Linked DNA regions of Homo sapiens: region 2 is linked to region 1. A link is a loop called in an ENCODE intact Hi-C map of the cell type or tissue named here. Cell type or tissue: Caco-2. All regions are shown on one strand. Links, peaks and the distances in the headings refer to the core of each region. The heading gives the core; the rest is flanking DNA. Region 1 overlaps STXBP6 (syntaxin binding protein 6). Region 2 overlaps STXBP6 (syntaxin binding protein 6).

The links. Hi-C counts contacts between places; a loop is a spot of excess contacts. Peaks named below come from ENCODE experiments on the same cell type or tissue, not always from the same donor. Only the 100,000 strongest peaks of a DNase experiment are listed, where the experiment ranks them.
Region 2: it touches region 1 in a loop (3-fold over the local background); 5 of 110 quality-filtered maps call a loop at or near these places.

The regions. Positions count from the first base shown.
Region 1 is chr14:25,031,991-25,040,963 of GRCh38, forward strand. The region is part of intron 1 of STXBP6 (syntaxin binding protein 6); the gene reads right to left. Among named protein-coding and RNA genes, the nearest start is that of STXBP6, 14 kb to the right of the region's middle. In Caco-2, for the core only: a CTCF peak has its summit at 634; DNase peaks (open chromatin) are centred at 621 and 3,351; H3K4me3 peaks cover 315 bases.
Region 2 is chr14:24,902,991-24,911,963 of GRCh38, forward strand. All of the region lies in intron 2 of STXBP6 (syntaxin binding protein 6), which reads right to left. Among named protein-coding and RNA genes, the nearest start is that of STXBP6, 140 kb to the right of the region's middle. In Caco-2, for the core only: no CTCF peak of the experiment used is centred there; no DNase peak of the experiment used is centred there.

The DNA of each region.
Region 1 (8,973 bases), core at 257-8,256:
GTGGAAAATACAGAAGAAATATGGTGGTAAATACAGAAAGAAATACAGACAGGAAGATAGAAAGTTTGAAGTGACAGAGATGGAAAAAATAAAGAGGCTTGAAATATAAAACCTTAATAAAGACAACAGAGGCACACAGGAGGAAAACAGACTGACCAGCCACTTTGCGCATGGTCTCCAACACCGCGAAGGCATTCTATTCTGCAGAGAGAAAGCACTGCAGCAGTACTGATCCCCAGGACTATCACCACACTGGAACTAGCCTCTCTCTGGTTTTAAGGTTGGTGGTGAGTTCCATCATCCGACATCGCTCGACACAGAGGATCAAGATCAAGACAACATTTGTCCTCAGTCCACACTCAGCCCTGGGGTTGTGACTTGAGCACCCCAAGGCCTGAAATGTAAAACAATCTCAAATAAAAAAGAAACTAGATCTAACCTATCTTTAACTCATCTCTCCCCCAGTCCTCAGTCACATTAACCAAAAACTCATCCACTGATTCAATCACTTTATGGAAGGATCGAGTGGAAAAAAGAAACACAGGCATTTACCTAAGCAGGAGCACTCAACCCGTCCGGGGAAGCCTCACCTACCAAGAGCCAACTGTCACCACAGGGCCTATGCCCTCTGAGCAGCAGCTCCCACTAGTGGTGGGGAGGACAACAGGAGAACATAAGAACAGATTTCACAGAGTCCCTCGATCAATGTAAAATCCTTCACATTTCACAAAGTTACCAAATACATAACCCTCACAGACACCTCAGAAGGTTAGTGTTACTAGGCTCATCATACAGATAGATAAACAGAGGATCAGAAGGGTTGAGTCTAGCATAAAGGGAAAAAGACACATTTCTAAGTGCTGAGAAGTTCAAAATAACTTGTAAGTGCTTCCTGAAAATTGCAGGCACATCTCTATATGATGAAATGCATTGGGGGTTGTACTACAACTATGAATCTTTTCTCTTGCCCCAGCCACACTCATTGGTACACTAACTGCTGTTTCCCACCAAGCACACACACCACTTTTCTAAAGAAACTCCTCCTGTTCTAATCCATCAAACAAAAGGTACATGAGTGGCTATTATAAGTAATACTGTGAGGATTCAAACTTCAATTGGAAAAAGATCTTGACTATAGTCTACCTGGGGAGGCATGACGGTCCATGCAATGACACCACCATCACACAGTCATGCAAGCTAGAGACTGAAGAGCCAACTCTGGCATCTCCCTGTTTCTCACCCTGTACTTTCAACCCATTACCACATCCAGTCATATCACTTCTTTCTATTTCTCCATACCTCCACCCGGTTCGCTCCATCTTTACCACCCTGGTCAGACTATCATCATTTCTTCCTAAACTACTGCAAAAACTTCTAAACTGGTCCACCGTATCTTCTCTTGGACTTCCACAATCAATTCATCCACTTCCTTTATTGCAAAAAACATGAATCTTGTCAATCTAATCACTTCAAATCCATGTTAGGAACACTGGTGACTCTTGAGAAAATACTTTCTCATACCCATTATCCTCCACTTCCAGCCATAGAGGGCTTCTGCCCCTTGCTCATACCAAGGTCCTTCCTACCTCAGGGCCTTTGCACATTCCATCACCTCCATAATGCCATCTCCCTCCCTCTTTAACTCTACTTATCCTTCAGATCTCAGCTCATCATGACTTCCTTAGGAAACTGCCCTAATTTATTTGACTAGGCCAAACTCCCTCAAACATGTACCCCCCTGGAGCACTTACAACAGTTGTCATGTAACATTTTATGCAATTAGTTTAGCTCCTTTAAAAACATTCTATAAAAGCAGAAACCTTGTCTGATTTTGCTCACCATGAAAATCGGTTACACACGTAGACTCTTTTGCTGAATGAATGAAAAGACAGAGATCTAAGTTTAACACAAAACAAAATGAAAAAAGTGCCTGAGAAAATGCAGGTATATGGCCCTGCAGGATTTTAAACCAGGAATTTCCTGGGGTCCCTTCACCCCAAAATAGCACTATGACACAGCATCTATTTGAGGAAGGGGAGAGAAACTATAATATCTTTGTCTGTCCTTTCTCCTGTTCCAAGCCTGGACATGAAACGGACAAGGAAAGAAGTAGGGTGCTGCATAGAAGCTTGGCCCTGTATGTTTGCTTTTGATAAAGGTAGGGGAAGGAGGTACCGGTAATAATACCCAAACACTTACTGAAAGAAAAACCAACTAAACCTACTGAAAGAGTTGTTCCAGGTAAACTTGACCCCTAACACCCCCACACAAGAACCATATCCCTCTGTGGAGGCCTTTCCATGATGTAGGTCATCATCCTTACATGAAGCTGAATATCTTTCCCCTCCTTTAAATGTCAATGGCATTTCTCTCCTTCAAAACCCAGTTTCTTCTCAAAATCTGCTACAATTTCCCCATCCCTCACGTAAGCTGAGCATATTTAAAATGCAGTCGCTCATACTGATGCACTTCTTATTAATTAACGTCTGATCTTCTTTCTTTTGAAATCCAGTTTCTCAAGAATGGCCCCAGGTTCTGACCATACCCTCTAGTCACGCACTGCCTCAGTACAGCACAGTGCAGTGGTCAAGAGCCTGAACTTAGGAGTCACATGGATGGGATGTGTGACCCTGGGACCAAAGGACAACTTCTCTGAGCCTTGGTTTCTGACTCTGTAAAACAGGGCTAGTAACGGCACCTAATTAAAAGAGTTGAAAGAATCCACAAAATGTCCTTAGCACAGTGTCCAGCACACTACATATGCACAGCTATTAATATTTTAATCAATATCACATAGAGGAAGCCTCAGATATTCACTGAAGTGAGCTCCTTATTCCTAAACCAAGAAGCTTATTAAAAACTTCTTAGAAAACTTCTTGGCCGGGTGTGGTGGCTCACACCTATAATCCCAGCACTTTGGGAGGCCAAGGGGGGCAGATCACCCGAAGTCAGGAGTTTGAGACTTGCCTGGCCAACATGGTAAAACCCCGTCTCTACTACAAATACAAAAATTAGTTGGGAATGGAGGCGTGCACCTATAATCCCAGCTACTCGGGAGGGTGAGGCAGGAGAATCACTTGAACCCAGGAGGCGGATGTTGCAGTGAGCCAAGATCGCACCATTGCACTCCAGCTTGGGTGACAAGAGTGAGACTCTGTCTCCAAAAAAAAAAAAAAAAAATTCTCATAGAAAGAACTTTAGACAGTTGTACCTGTGAGATAACACAGCCATCTATAGGGAGGCAGTGCTTACTGTACCTCTGCTGCAGATGACAATGGGACCTGACCTACATCCTAGTTACATATCCAGGAACTAATCATTAGCTACACCCACTCAAAAAATAAGGATGTGGGCGGTCCTTTACTCCTCCTGTCACAATGTATATTTTGTGTTTACTCAGGACACCATGAAATTCAAAGTACAAAGCACCATTTATACGTTTCTTTCTTTTGGCAGGAAGTCAATAAGTTCAAACGTCCACCAGCCAAGTCCAGATCTGACATATACAACCTACACAGGTGTATAGGACAATATAATCTGATAAGAAAATGAGTTTAGATCGCCAGATATTCACAGCCACTGGGTTCAACTGCTTCTTAGTGACACCTGGAATTCTTTACAGGAATTAAATGTGGCATAAAAATGAATATCTTACCAGAGGAAGTTTTCATTAAAATGTCCTCAGAATTTTTTTTTTCTCAGCTACCTCATTTTATCCAGGGAAAACTATGTGAAAATGAACAAAATAAAATTATAATCTGTATAGGAAATTTAGCAATCTGGTTACCCACGGCCAAGTACTCTGCAGTAAAAACCAAGACTGTGCAGGATTATAGGTGTTAAAAATAAAGAAACTACCAAATGAAGAAAGCATTCTTCTATGTAGTCGCAGGAGAAACACAGAGGTTTCTTTGCTACTACTTTGAGCCAGAAAAACAGGTTGTGGGCTGGGCACGGTGGCTCACGCCTGTAATCCCAGCACTTTGGGAGACTGAGGTGGGTGGATCACCTGAGGTCAGGGGTTCGAGACCAGCCCAGACAACATGGTGAAACCCCGTCTCTACAAAAAATACAAAAAGTAGCCAGACATGGTGGCGTGTGCCTATAATCCCAGCTACTCAGGAGGCTGAGACGGGAGAACACTTGAACCCGGGAGACGGAGGTTACAGTGAGCCGAGATTGTGCCACTGCACTCCAGCCTAGGCAACAGAGCAAGACTCCATCAAAAAAAAAAAAAAAAAAAAAAAAAAATACAGGTTGTGGATTGCAGCTTTCTACATCCTCAGCTTATAGATAATATTCCCAGTGTCAGTGGAAGAGGGCTAGTGTGGTGGGGTCCATGATCCCAAAAGGGTGAGAACAGGTCTCTGGGATGGCCAAGCACATATGTCTTTCTTCCGGACCCTTGGGGCAGCCAAATGCCCCACTGTCTATCTGAAAGCTACCTGCCCAGGGCATTCCTTTCAGGAAAAATTTCTGAAAGTCTTTACTGTACACAAAAGAACATTAACCCACTGGGTCTTGGGGAAAACTAATAGGAGATTTTAAGTTCAGCAATAAATGAACATTAAAGAAATCAGCTGGCCCGGCACGGTGGCTCACGCCTGTAATCATAGCACTCTGGGAGGCTGAGGCGGGCCGATCGTGAAGTCAGGAGATCGAGACCATCCTGGCTAACAGAGTGAAACCCCGTCTCTACTAAAAATATACAAAAAATTAGCCGGGCGTGGTGGCAGGCGCCTGTAGTCCCAGCTACTCAGGAGGCTGAGGTAGGAGAATGGCGTGAACCCAGGAGGCGGAGCTTGCAGTGAGCCAAGATGGCGCCACAGCACTCCAGCCTGGGCGACAGAGCAAGACTCCGTCTCAAAAAAAAAAAAAAAAAAAAGAAATCAGCTATACCCTTCCTCTACTGGTCAGATTTTATGTAAGTATCCACCCTGAAAAAGACCTGCTTTTTACACGGAATATACACGGAATATATTTCCAACAGTGACATTATTCATCAGCATATCTTTAAAGTATTTTCTGGGTAACTATTTGCCAGTCAGGAAGAAAAAGGAGCAGACACAGCAAAGCCTACAGTAAGACAGTCCTGGCAGAATGTGGCAGGACCCTGAAAGGCCCTGAAGAGCTCCAAAGATCAGCAGGACCGCAGGAACCAGGTTTGGGAAACAGGAGTGTCCTGAAGCCTGACACAGGCCACCTAGGACTCCTGTCTCCACAGAGCCCCATTTGACAGAGGCCCGGAGAGCTCCTGGGACTCTGAAATAGGACAGGAATGGAAACCAGAACTTCACTATCAGCACTTGTTTTTCTGGCTGCAACAGAGTTTTGTTAATTCCTCCAACACTTGTCAGAGGAGAGGCAGGGTAGGGAAAGGAAAAGGCAAGACAGTAAGGTTTGACTTTTAAATCATGTTCTCTTTTGCTCTCTAAACCTGACTTTTCACCTGTATAATGATAATACTCAAAACAGATTAAAAGACATCATTCAAATGGCATCTTCTCCCTCCCTGCTAATGTCTTCAGTCTTCACTCAAGAAAGGAAGTTGCATTCCTTTACAGGCAAGTGTTATAAATAATGCTTAGGGTTTTTTGTTTGTCTGTCACCCATGGCATTAGTCCTTCCTTCCAGTGGGACTGGGCTCTGAGAAGTCTTGCTATTTCCCAAAATCACTGTACATGCTCAAAGGTCATTTTAAAACCACCTAAAGTATTCAAAAGTATGTATGTTTAGAGCAATTCCAAAAAATGTTTTCAGCAATACTTTTTAAGGTGGTTTACTATCTTCCAGAGGGACTTCTACAAAAGGCAAACTCATCTGGAGATCAAATGGTTTTACACTTTCAAGTGGTCTCTGACTTTACAATTGCCCTGGGCCATCTATGCTGGCTCCAACTTTTCAGCAAGTTTCCTTGCTAAAGGGTTTTATACCTCTATATACCACTTCATGTCCTCCTTCCCCAGAAACATTTGAGGATAAAATCAGATATCAGTGACAGGTAACCCCCATGACTACAGATTTCAAGACTTTTTACCAATGTTCTGTGGAACTTTCATTGTGTTTTTAAAAATACGAACACACACACACACACTCACACACACAACTGAAACATAAACAAGAGGCACGGAAAGATACTAAACTTCAAATGGTGATAAGCGAAAGACAAGCTAAAATCATAATGACAGACCCCCATACAAACATCAGAATGGCTAAAATGAAAATGACTTATCAAACTAAGTGTTGGCAAAGAATGTGGAACAATGGAACTCTTATTCATACCTGATAGGAGTGTGAAGAGCCACACTGGAGAACTGGCTGTACTCACTAAAGCTGAACATATTCACATCTTAGAAATCAGCAGTTGTAGACACACACCCACCATCAGAAAAGCAAACCCATGTTCATCAAAAGACATACACATAAATGTTCACAACAGCATTATTCATAATACTCAAAAACTGGAAACAATTCAAACATCTGCCATCAGCAATTTATGTTCACACAAAGGAATACTATCCAATAATGAAAATAAATAAACTACTGCTGCATACACAACGTGGATGAATCTCACAAAATCAAGGGAAAGAAGTCAGACATAGGAACCCTTAGAAGCAGAGATTAGAGTGGTTGTTACAAAGAAGGGAACAATAGACATTAGGCCAACTTGATGGCAGAGGGTAGGAGGAGGGAGAAGAGCAGAAAAAATAACTATTGGGCACTAGGCTTAGTACGTGGACGACAAAATAATCTGTACAACACAGTCCCATGACTTGTGTTTATCTATATAACAAACCTACACGTGTACCCTCGAAACTAAAAGCTTTTTTTTAAAAAAAAGAAAAAAAAATAATGGTAGTTACCAGGGGAGGAGATGGAGGGACCAGGGAGATGTTGGTCAAAAGATACAAATTTTCAGTTAGATAGGAGAAATGAATACATTTAGACCTACTGTACAACACCATGATTATAGTTGACATAGTGTATTCTATACTTCAAAATTGCTAACAGAGTAGATTTTAAATGTTCTCACCACAAATAAATGATAAGTATAGGAGGTAATGCATATGTTAACTAGCTTGATTTAGTCATTCTACAACATATACATATATCAAAACATCATGTTGTACAACAATAAGTATACACAATTATTTTTCAATTAAAAATAAATACAAAATTTTAAAAAAGAAGTCCAACATAAAATACAAAATACAACATAAAAGAATACAAAAGTATAAATTAGGGGGTTAATAGCATAGATTCTTTATGAGTTTTCATTTCAACTCAAACAGGAAGTTATTATAAGTCTTGTAGTTCTATTACCAGGGCTGCTCTATAGTAAGCCTTTATTTCAAAAGTGGAGAGCTTTTCAGTTCACATATGGAAATGAGGCATACTCTTCATTTTGGAGGCATCAAGTTTCTTTTACTTAGTTTCTCTCTCATTCTGTCTTCAGCTGCTTTCTGACTGTCTTTGTATAAATTGCAGTTTCTTGGTGCATATCTCTCTGGATATCTTATGTCTCTCTCTGGGTCCCAGGTTAGGAATTAGGCCTTCTTCAAGCAAGAAAGTGCTTGGAACACTAAGGCTGGACCCACGGAGACTTGGCTCCTCTACAGCATTGGCCCAAGGATTAGCCCTCTTCATTTCCTGGAATGCTGTCAGAAACGCAGAATCCCAAGACCCACCCCAGACCCAGTGAATCAGAATCTGCATCCTTTTTTTTTTTTTTTTGAGACGGAGTCTCGCTCTGTTGCCCAGGCTGGAGTGCAGTGGCGCGATGTCAGTTCACTGCAACCTCTGCCTCCTGGGTTCGAGCAATTCTCATGCCTCAGCCTCCCGAGTAGCTGGGATTACAGGCGCCTGCCACCATGCCCGGCTAATTTTTTTTTATTTTTAGTAGAGACAGGATTTCACCATGTTGGCCAGGCTGGTCTTGAACAATTGCCCTCAAGTGATCCGCCTGCCTCGGCCTCCCAAAGTGCTAGGATTACAGGCTTGAGCCACTGCGCCTAGCCAGAATCTGTATCTCAACAGGATACCCAGGTGACCACACGTACATAAAGGTTTAGAGGCACCGACCTGGGGCATATGGTGACCTGACAAACTCAGAGGCCTAGGGCTAGAGGTCACAGCCTTGCAAAGGTCATACAGTTCAACCTAAATGGCTCCTGTGTGAATGGCCTCACTCCCAGCCTGGGGCCATATGAATGAGCCATGTTTTACACCTGTAACTTTATTTTCCAAACTCAAGTCACATTATTCTGGAACTTGGGGGTGGTCAGAAAGGAGGCAGAGGACAAGGGAGGTGGTTAGAATTGAAGGTAGAAAGGCATGTCTGCTCTCATTTCTCTGCAACTCAGGAAAAGAGGGTAATATTTGAGAGCTAAAAGTCTACTGAGGCTGCTACATAGTACTGCAGGACCTTAGACAGAAGTCACTTCACCTTTCTCTATCTCAGTCTTTTCAAGTGTAAAATAGAGATAAGTAACAGTACCTACCTCTGAGAGTGTGTTGTAGGATTAAAGGAAGCGACATTTGTAAAGTGCTTAGAACCATGTATTATGTTAGCATATGATAATGTATAGGTAGTATTAAATAAAAATTTATTATTTTTATGTCATGGAGTTGGTTTCTCTCTGATAAAGAAACAAAAAATAATAGACTAGATAGTGAAGGGGAATCACAGAAGAAAAGCAGCTCAACATATGTTTATTGATTCTCTACTGTATGACAGACACGCATAGTTTGTATCCTCTGGGATACAAAAATGAAGATCCTTGTCTTTGAAGGAGTTCACAATCCAGTGGGGAATGAAAGCAAAGGCTGTCCCTAAAGCCGATGTCTTCATTCAAGATTCCTGTTCCATCTTTTAAAATCAACTATTAGATAGACCAGTAAGTATGTGGTTGCCAATGACAAAAAAGGATCTGAAGTCTCATTTCTCAGTAGTGAAATTGGGAGAAATGTCTA
Region 2 (8,973 bases), core at 421-8,420, 130 kb before region 1:
ATTTCACACTTCATTTGAAGACTGGTGGATCTATGAAAGACAAGTACTAATCACACAGAGAAGTAGCTCACAACAAGCAACTTGTGATCATTTAGCAGAGGATTAAAAAATCTTTTACTAACCAAGATTTCTTTATTGAATTCCTCTGAATTATCACATGTGCTTGAGGCTTTGCAGTGAAATTTCTGGATTTGTTAGAGCTCGCATTTTTGGTGTTTGCTTTTGATTTGATTATTCTCTGTTTTGTTTGTTTGTTTGTTTGTTTCATTGAGACAGTGGTGAGCATATGCTGGATGATGTACTCTGAGAATCAAGATCACACAGGCATGGTTAGGTGTTTGAGCTCCTGTCTAAAAGCCTTCTCTTCTTTAACTGCCCAAGTACTTGGTCATTGTCTCTCTGATGGCCCTTGTCACTTACTGCTTTACATTACATGTATTTAACTTTATATTTTCTCTCTTCTATAGTGTAAGCCACTTAAGAACAGTGTTCATCTTGATTTTTTTAGTACTGCCTAACAGTCCCTTAAACAAAGTTCTTAATAAATATTTGTGGGATGAGTCACAACTGGTACATAACTGAAACTCCACATTTTAAAATGCCTAACAGTTCACATAGAGACAGCCAGAATATCCAAGTGACATTTTGCCATTGTCAAAAAATAATCTACAAAATAATGCTATATTTTGTTATTTATAACTTAGGGATCTAACACAGATGGATAAAAAAGAATATGAACTTAAAAACCCAGTTTAAAGCAAAACTTCACCATTCACTCCAGTTAAAAACCTGTACAAATTACATAACAGTACTGAGTTTCAATTTTCTCATCTATAAAAATAGGGATATTACTTACATCACAGAATATTTGCTGGGATTAAGTGAGCGTTCTTGTGAAAGGGCATCTACGTGTATACACTAGTTTTATCTTTCTGATTCTGCTCCTCCTTCCCATCCTGACCAAATCTTCATTTTCTTTGCTACATTTTAAGAGTTTGGCTGACCAAACCTGGACAGGTTTTGGTATAGTCCCTTTGGAGCAAGAATGATGACATTCAGTCACACAACTCAAGGGCTGGCTTCAGGGTATAGGCAAAGATGTCAGAGGTTTGGCATCAGGAACATCGCTCTTGTGAGTGGCCTTGTCACTCGCTCATATGAGAACCAAAACAAGTAAGAAACTGAAGTAAAGTTATCTTCCCCGAATCCCACATCTCCAATTCAAGCACAGTCCCAAAGTCATTTTACAGATTTTATGTGAATAATATAGGTGAATACATCCAGCCACAACTTCATATCTACGCGGTTAAGTCAATTACCCCATCTACGTTGACAGGGAACCAATGTTCTAATATATTAGGTTGGTGCAAAAGTAACTCTGGGTTCTGCCATTAAAAGTAACGGGTATAGTTCTAGGAAATTATTTTTTTGTAGAATATTACTTTTAATGGCGAACCCGCAATTACTTTTGCGCCAACCTAATACCTATTATATATCTGTTCTGGACTAAAGTGTGTCCCCCCAAAAATTCAGCCTTTGAAGCTTTAGCATCCAATGTGACCGCATTTGGAGATAGGGCCTTTAAAAAGGTAATATTAATTGAGGTCCATAAGGATGGGGTCCTAATCCAATAGGAATGATATCCTTGTAAGAGGAGGGAAAGATACCAGGAGTGCATGACCACAGAGGAAAGGGCATGTGAGGACACAGCACAAAGGCAGCAGTCTACAAGCCAGGAAGAAAGTCCTCTAGAAATCATCCCCACCAGCACCCTGACCTTGGACTTCCAGCCTCCAGAACTGGAAGAAAAATTTCTGTTGTTTAAGCCATCCAATCTGTGGTATTCTGGATATGGCAGCCGTAGCAGATGAATACAGCATTCAAAGCAGTTCTATTTGATTAGAGAAAATTAGATTTGATTAGAAAATTACCATCTCATTCAAATATTGGTTATTAGAAAGGATGTTGAAAGACCCCAGGATGAGAGTTCAGGACTTGGGTTTGCTACTAGTGACAATGTGGCCTTGGGTAAATAATTTAATCTCTTTGTATCTAAGTTTCTCATATATATAGGTATCCTTTCCAAATAGAAAATTCTGTTTTATTTGAATCTTCCATGGTTTGTATAAGTTTTTCACTGGAGACCAGAAGAGGGACAGGATAGAACCATCTCAAATAGGATTCATTCAGACTTATCCATGCTTTTGGGCTGTTTATTCCAAAGTCCCTATCATGTCTTAAATGTTAAGAGACTTCAGTTCAAATCTCAGGATGGCCTTTACACAAGATACCCTCAGGTCAGGTTGTGTACATCATCAAAACTTCAGTTTGCTCATCAGTAAAATAGGCTTGTAATACCTACTTACAGGAGTGTTATATTGTTATTTAGGAGGAACATGAGAAAGTTGTTGCAAAGTGCCTGGAATGCAGCAGATGTTTAAAATGTTTGTTGAATTTGGGTCTTTCTGCGCACTCTTCACCCTCAGATTCTGGTCCTTTGCTCTCCTATTCCTGCCTGTCTAACAAAGAAAACCTTGGGAATCTATAGGAAGCCTGCTATTCAGACCTAAAAATAACATGCAATCTGTGGCTCTGTGACCTATGTAGCAAAAACTGCCAAAGGAGGAAGAGGACCATGAGGTTAGTTGTCTCGATCCAGTTCTGCATATTGTACAATCCTCTCTAAGCTGGACTCACCTTCATTTCTAAAATGCTGTCTTTCATTTACTTCAACAAATGAATACATAAGACATTTTATGTGTCAGTTCCTACCTAAACAAAACCTTCCAGGGATACACAATGTAAGACCAAGATAGGATGTACTTGTAGTTGAAGCTCACAGAACTTTTCCCTTCCACACCTGTGCACCTGCATGCACATCTTTTACAGAATATGGTGTCAAGATATAATGGGAGATAAATTGTGGGCCACAGAAATCATCTTATCCATTGTAATAAGTAGTAGTTATAGAAACCTGAGGGTACAAACTTTGAGTAGAAAAAAAGACATGCAGGAATACACATAGAATACTCAATCAAACATCTCTAATTGTTATCATTTGTTAATGATTTAATTTCCCTAGGTCAATGCATCTTGATTAAATATTTGTTTCCCATCCAAATAATTAGGTTTTTTAAAAATCATTTTCATCCCTTAATTTTTTAAAAGGGTCTTAGAATGCTCTCTATTTTTTCTCAATCCAAGCCTTACTACTACAAAATGAATGATATTATGTGTTACTTTTCAATTTACATATAAATTTACCCTATAGGCTAAAAATATGCAGGGTTAAAGACATATTAATGATATTCTACAATGCAAAAAAATTTAAAACTCAGATAGGTGTATGGCATGCATTTTACTTAAGTCTTTTATACGAGGCCATTTTAATAATTTTTTATATAGTTCAATTCAATCAATAGGCCAGAAATAGTCACTGTCTCAACTGACATTGATGATGATCATCTGTGTGCAGAAAATATATTTAGCTTCCTATGTTTGGGGAATTTCAAATGCAGAGTACTGTATATTTTAGCAATGTTCCTTTAAAGAAAACTGTTATTTTTAAACTCATTTGACTGAGATATTTTAAAGGATTGTTTTGTTATGAAATCTAACCTGAGAATGCGACATGCATAACAAATTTTCATTTAAAGCTGAAGGAAAATGAAGGATAGTGCTGAATTGCAAGTTGTCCATATCAAGTGGTTCCCTCACTACCGGCAATATTGCTAAGTCAAATTTCTAAGCTGGCAGTTGACTTTTTACTTTTTCTGTATAGTAAATTGATGTAGTAGGAAAATATCAGGTCAAGGAGATGAGTTGTCTACTTCACTATGCCCTCTAAGAGGAAAAACAAAGAAAGCAGAAACTACTCAATGAACAATAAAGATACAGATTTGGAAGCATTTAAAAAACAAGTTTAGAAATATACAAACAGTACTATCATTCGTATGTGGGAACTAAAAAAAAGTGGATCTCATGGAGGTAGAAAGTAAAATTGTGGTTAACAAAAGCTGGGAAGTGTAGGGGGAAAAGGGGAATAAAGAAGAATAAGAGTTGGTTATGAGTACAAAAATACAGTTGGAAGGAATATGTTCTAGTGTTTTATAAACAATAGGGTGACTATAGATGTCAATAATTTATGTATATTTCAAAATAGCTAGAAGAAAAAATTTGTGATGTTCTCAACACGAATAATAAATGCTGGAGGTGATGCATATCCTAATTACTCGGATTTAATCATTACATATTGTACACAGGCATCAATATAACACATACCCCAGAAATCTATATAGTCATTATGTGTCAATAAAAAATAAACAAGTGAAAGGATATACATGCAGGTATGAAATTTTTATTTAGAAATTTATAAAAGGGGAAATTGCTTCCATTATAATGTACAGTGCAAAGAGCATTAAAAGAGCATTATTAAAGTACACAGTTGTCTATATATCACCTCAATTATATAAAAATGTCTTATGGGTATTAGAAAAGATTGGAAAAACACACCAACATGTTAGCATTTTGAAATCAGAATTGCCATGAGAGAGTCTTTGAATTTTATGTGGCTTCTCTTCTTTTCCATACTTTTTAATTTATTTTCTTCTTTTGTGGCTGATTACTCACAGATTTAATTTCTTAAGAATAAAAATATATAGCCTTTTAATAAGCATTTAAAAAAATCTTATAACAAGTAGTTACACTGAATTCTACTTGTATTTGAAGGGACAATGTTGATAACATTCTGTCCATGAAAGAGACACTGATATTAGTTCCTCTTTTTAAAAGTTTTTTTTCCTTTTTTTTTTAACCAAACCCTTGTTTTCCATTTCCTCTGCAAGGTGCTCCTCCTCCTCTCTTAGATTGCTAAATGTTGAGCATCCCAGGTCTCTGTCTTGGCTACACTTTCTTCCTGGGTCATCTTAACCATCCAGAGCATCACTTCAAACACCACTTCAAAGCTAAGGAACCCCAAATCTGTATCTCACGCCCACAGCAACTCCCTGAGTTCCAGGTTGCAACCCCTAAGCAATGACCCCATTTGGGTGTCTGTAACAGGCCTCTCAAGATAACATGGCCTAACAGCATCAATGATTTGCTACCTCCTCTGTCTCCTAGTCTTTGCTAATCCACACCTCCTTAAGTCTTTCGTCTTTACAATAAATAGTATCACCACTCAGCTGGGTACACTGAAGACCTAGAAATTATCCTTGATTTCATTATTTTCCTTACCATCTTACCCAACTCTATCTTTTAGCACTACTTAGCGCTCTACATATATCCTGAATACAACACTGGTCCCCACTTCTGTGCTTTCACTTGGCCCAAGACACCATCACATTGCCACTGGACCTCTGCACAAGCCTCCTAAGTGGTATACACGCTGATCCCATTTGCTTTCATAAGAGCCAGAATGTAAAACATACCATGGCATGTCTTTGCTTAAAAACTGCCTCCCATGTACTACAATGTGTATAGAAGCTCCAGATCATGGCTGTTGACAAGGCCTTATAGGGTCTGGGCCCACTACCCCTTCAATCTTGTTTCTTCTCCACGTCCACTGTGCTCTAGACATGCTGACCTTTCTTTGGTTCCTCAATTGCATCAAACATTTTGTGCTTTTTGTCCCATCTGCCTGGAAAGCTCTTTCTCAGGTCTTCCTCCACAAATGGTCCTTCCCCTACAACTGAGACCAAAACAGAACCGAAACTTGTCCCAATTTCCTCATAAGGCTTGTGTTGCTCCAGGAACACCAGACTAGCAGCAGCTTTCAGGAGCTCCAACAGCCCTCAAGCAGTCAGAGGCTCGGCTGAGCTGCAGCATTCACAAAAAAGGCTGGTTATTCCTTGTGGTCAGGTTCCACATCAGGCAAACCCCATCACCCACCAGCAGCTAAACTCTAGATTACACAGCTCAAGGACAAGTTAATGGGATTTGGCAGAACATTAAAGAAGAGAAGAAACTACAAAAGAAAAATGCACTGAAAATAGAAATAGGTAAAATACACAGTAGTAAAATTTGTGCCAGCTAAATACATCAAACCATATTTACATTTCTGTGTTATCTTTAGGGATAAGCAGGAAAGAAGACACAGAGTCACTGACGTATTTCTAAATTTGTTCGAATCTGCATTTGACTTTACCTTCAGCATTCTTGAAAGATCAGAATATGAACATCTATAGAATCAAAGGTGCTACACATTGGCACATAAGCCTGCCCTTGAATAAGGTCAACTTACAAACTTTAGGTTTGCGAGTCAGAACCCCTTTCACAGGGGCACTCCAGCCCCAGCAGCACGTCATGCGTGGAGCGCTTTCCAGTTCACACCAGCCAATCCACATGAGCCTCTGTGGTTCTCACAACAACCTAGATATTTTCCCCTTATTTTACAGATGTGGGAACTAATGTCCAGGGATTAACTGCAATTTGGTCAAAGAATCAATTATAAAGTAAGACTAAAGTCTGTTCTTCTCAGTCCTAGCACTTTAGAAAATAAAACTGTTAAGGTGGGGCATGGTGGTTCGTGCCTGTAATCCCAGCACTGTAGGAAGGCAAGGCAGGTGGATTGCTTGAGTCCAAGAGTTCAAGTCCAGCCTGGGCAACATGGTGAAACCCCAACTGTACAAAAAAATAGAAGAAAAAAATCAGCTAGGTGTGGCGGCTAGTTGGTGGCAGGGCCAGATCTAGCATGTATCCTGGATTCCAGAGCATTGTACTTACCAGATATGAGAATTTTTTTTTTTTGACAGTCTTGCTCTGCTACCCAGGCTAAAGTTCAGTGGTGTAGTAGCTGATGACACCACTGAACTCTAGCCTGGGTAACAGAGAAAGACTCTGTCAAAAACTAAAATAAAATTTATCATACCTGGTAAGTACAATGCTCCGGAATCTAGGAGATATGCTAGACCTGGCCCTGCCACCAACTAGCAAGTATGACCTTGAGTGAGTCACCTTAATTTGGGCCGTAGTTTCCTCATGTGTAAAAATAGGTATAATCACATCTGCTCAGCTCTACCACAGGATTGTTTTAAGGAGCAGTTGAGACCTCTGATCACACCTCCTACCACTTGTCCCAGGTCACCGCACCCATCCACACTGGCCTCACAGCTCTCCTCAGGTGAAGCACACGCCCGCTTCAGGACCTGTGCTTGCTCTTCTCTTGATATCCACAGCTTGCCTCTCACTTGCTTCATGCCACTGCTCACATGGCCCCATGTTAGAGGGGCCTTCACTGACTACTCTCAGTAAAACAGCAACCCTGCCCCCAATCTACACTCCTTTTTCATCTATGTTGTTTTATAGTTAGTTAACATATTTCTTCTCCATTTGATGTATTTGTCTCCTCACAATTGGATTACAAATTTCATTAAAGCCAGAGTTTTTGCCTTTGTTGTTCATTGCCTGGTATCCCTGCAGCCTGCTGCAGTGACTGACACAGAGCATACCCTTTAAACAATCATCTAATAAATGGATGAAAAATGGAACACACCACTTACATGAATAAATGTATTGTGATTATCATCTTCTAGTCCCTTCTGGGACTGTCTACCATAAGAGAGGTTAGGTATGGTATGCTCGGTCTTAAAATCAATATCTTTAAGCAGGATGAACTTTGCAACTCACAATGTTACATAGCCTAGCAGGTCACAGGACTAGAAAACACATGTATGTATATGATAATTAGCTACTAAGACCTAAGTTTAACAAGATAAATCCTAGCAAAGCCCTCAAATCTTCTACTTCTAACTCTACTGCTAATATCAGAGATGTTAAAACAACCACTACCACGCAGAATTGCTATGGCTGTGAAAATGTCAGAGAGTAAAAACAAAACACCTCACAACAGAGGAGCCTCTAACAGACAAAGTGTTCCTAAACAACCCAGTGGCCACTTGTGAGGAGAAAAGAAGGGAAAAGAATGGAACGGTGGTGGTATGGTTTTAGCTGTTATCTGTAACATTAAAAGAGAGAGAAGGAAGAAATCTAGCAAAACATTAAAGCTCGATATGCTTTTCTATAGGTTTGAACTATTTCATAATTAAGAAAACAGGCTAGGTGCATTGGCTCACACCTGTAACCCCAGCACTTTGGGATGCCAAGGTGAGAGGATCACTTGAGCCCAGGACTTTGAGACCAACCTGGGCAACATAGTGAGACTTTGTCTCTACAAAAACAAACAAAAAACAAAAAAAAATTATCCAGGCATACTGGCACATACCCATGGTCCCAGCTACTCAGGAGACTGAGGCAGGAGGATCATTTGAGCCCGGGAGGTCAAGGCTGCAGCAAGCCATGTTTGTGCTACTGCACTCCAGCCTGGACAATAGAACAAGACCCTGCCTCAAAGAAGGAACGAAGGAAGGGAAAGAAGGGAAAGAAAGAAGAGAGAGAGAGAGAGAGAAAGGAAAGAAAGGAAAGGAAGAAGAAGGAAAGGAAGGAAAGAAAGAAACCAAGCAGGAGGATGTCCAAAGAAAGAAATCAAGCAGGAGGATGTCCAAAGAAAGAAAGAAAGAAAGAAAGAAACCAAGCAGGACGATGTCTCCACTATAGATACCAGCTTCTCAAAGTTGGAAAGCACCTTGGCAGTCATCCAGACCAATTTATATCTAACGCCTGAGTGTCCTCTCTAACAGCCCAACAGTCAGTCATTTGCCTGGCAGTGCTGCTTGGCAATTCCTTTACACAACCACAGTGAATGCCTCATTCCATTTCTCAGAGTGTTCCAAACCTTTATTCTATTATCACCCTTTTCCCAGCAGCCACATCTGCAGCAGAGCACATAGCTTAGAAAAACCAGAAGAGTTCTTTGGTTCCTCCTTGTCTTCCCTCAAATATGCACGTGCACATTTGTGTACATGTTTACAAACCCTTTTTTAAATTGAAATCAGCCTCTCTGTTGTCTTCTACCCATGAGTCTGTGTGTTCTCCAGTCACGGAGAGTTACTCAACTTTCTTGTCCACATGGCAGCA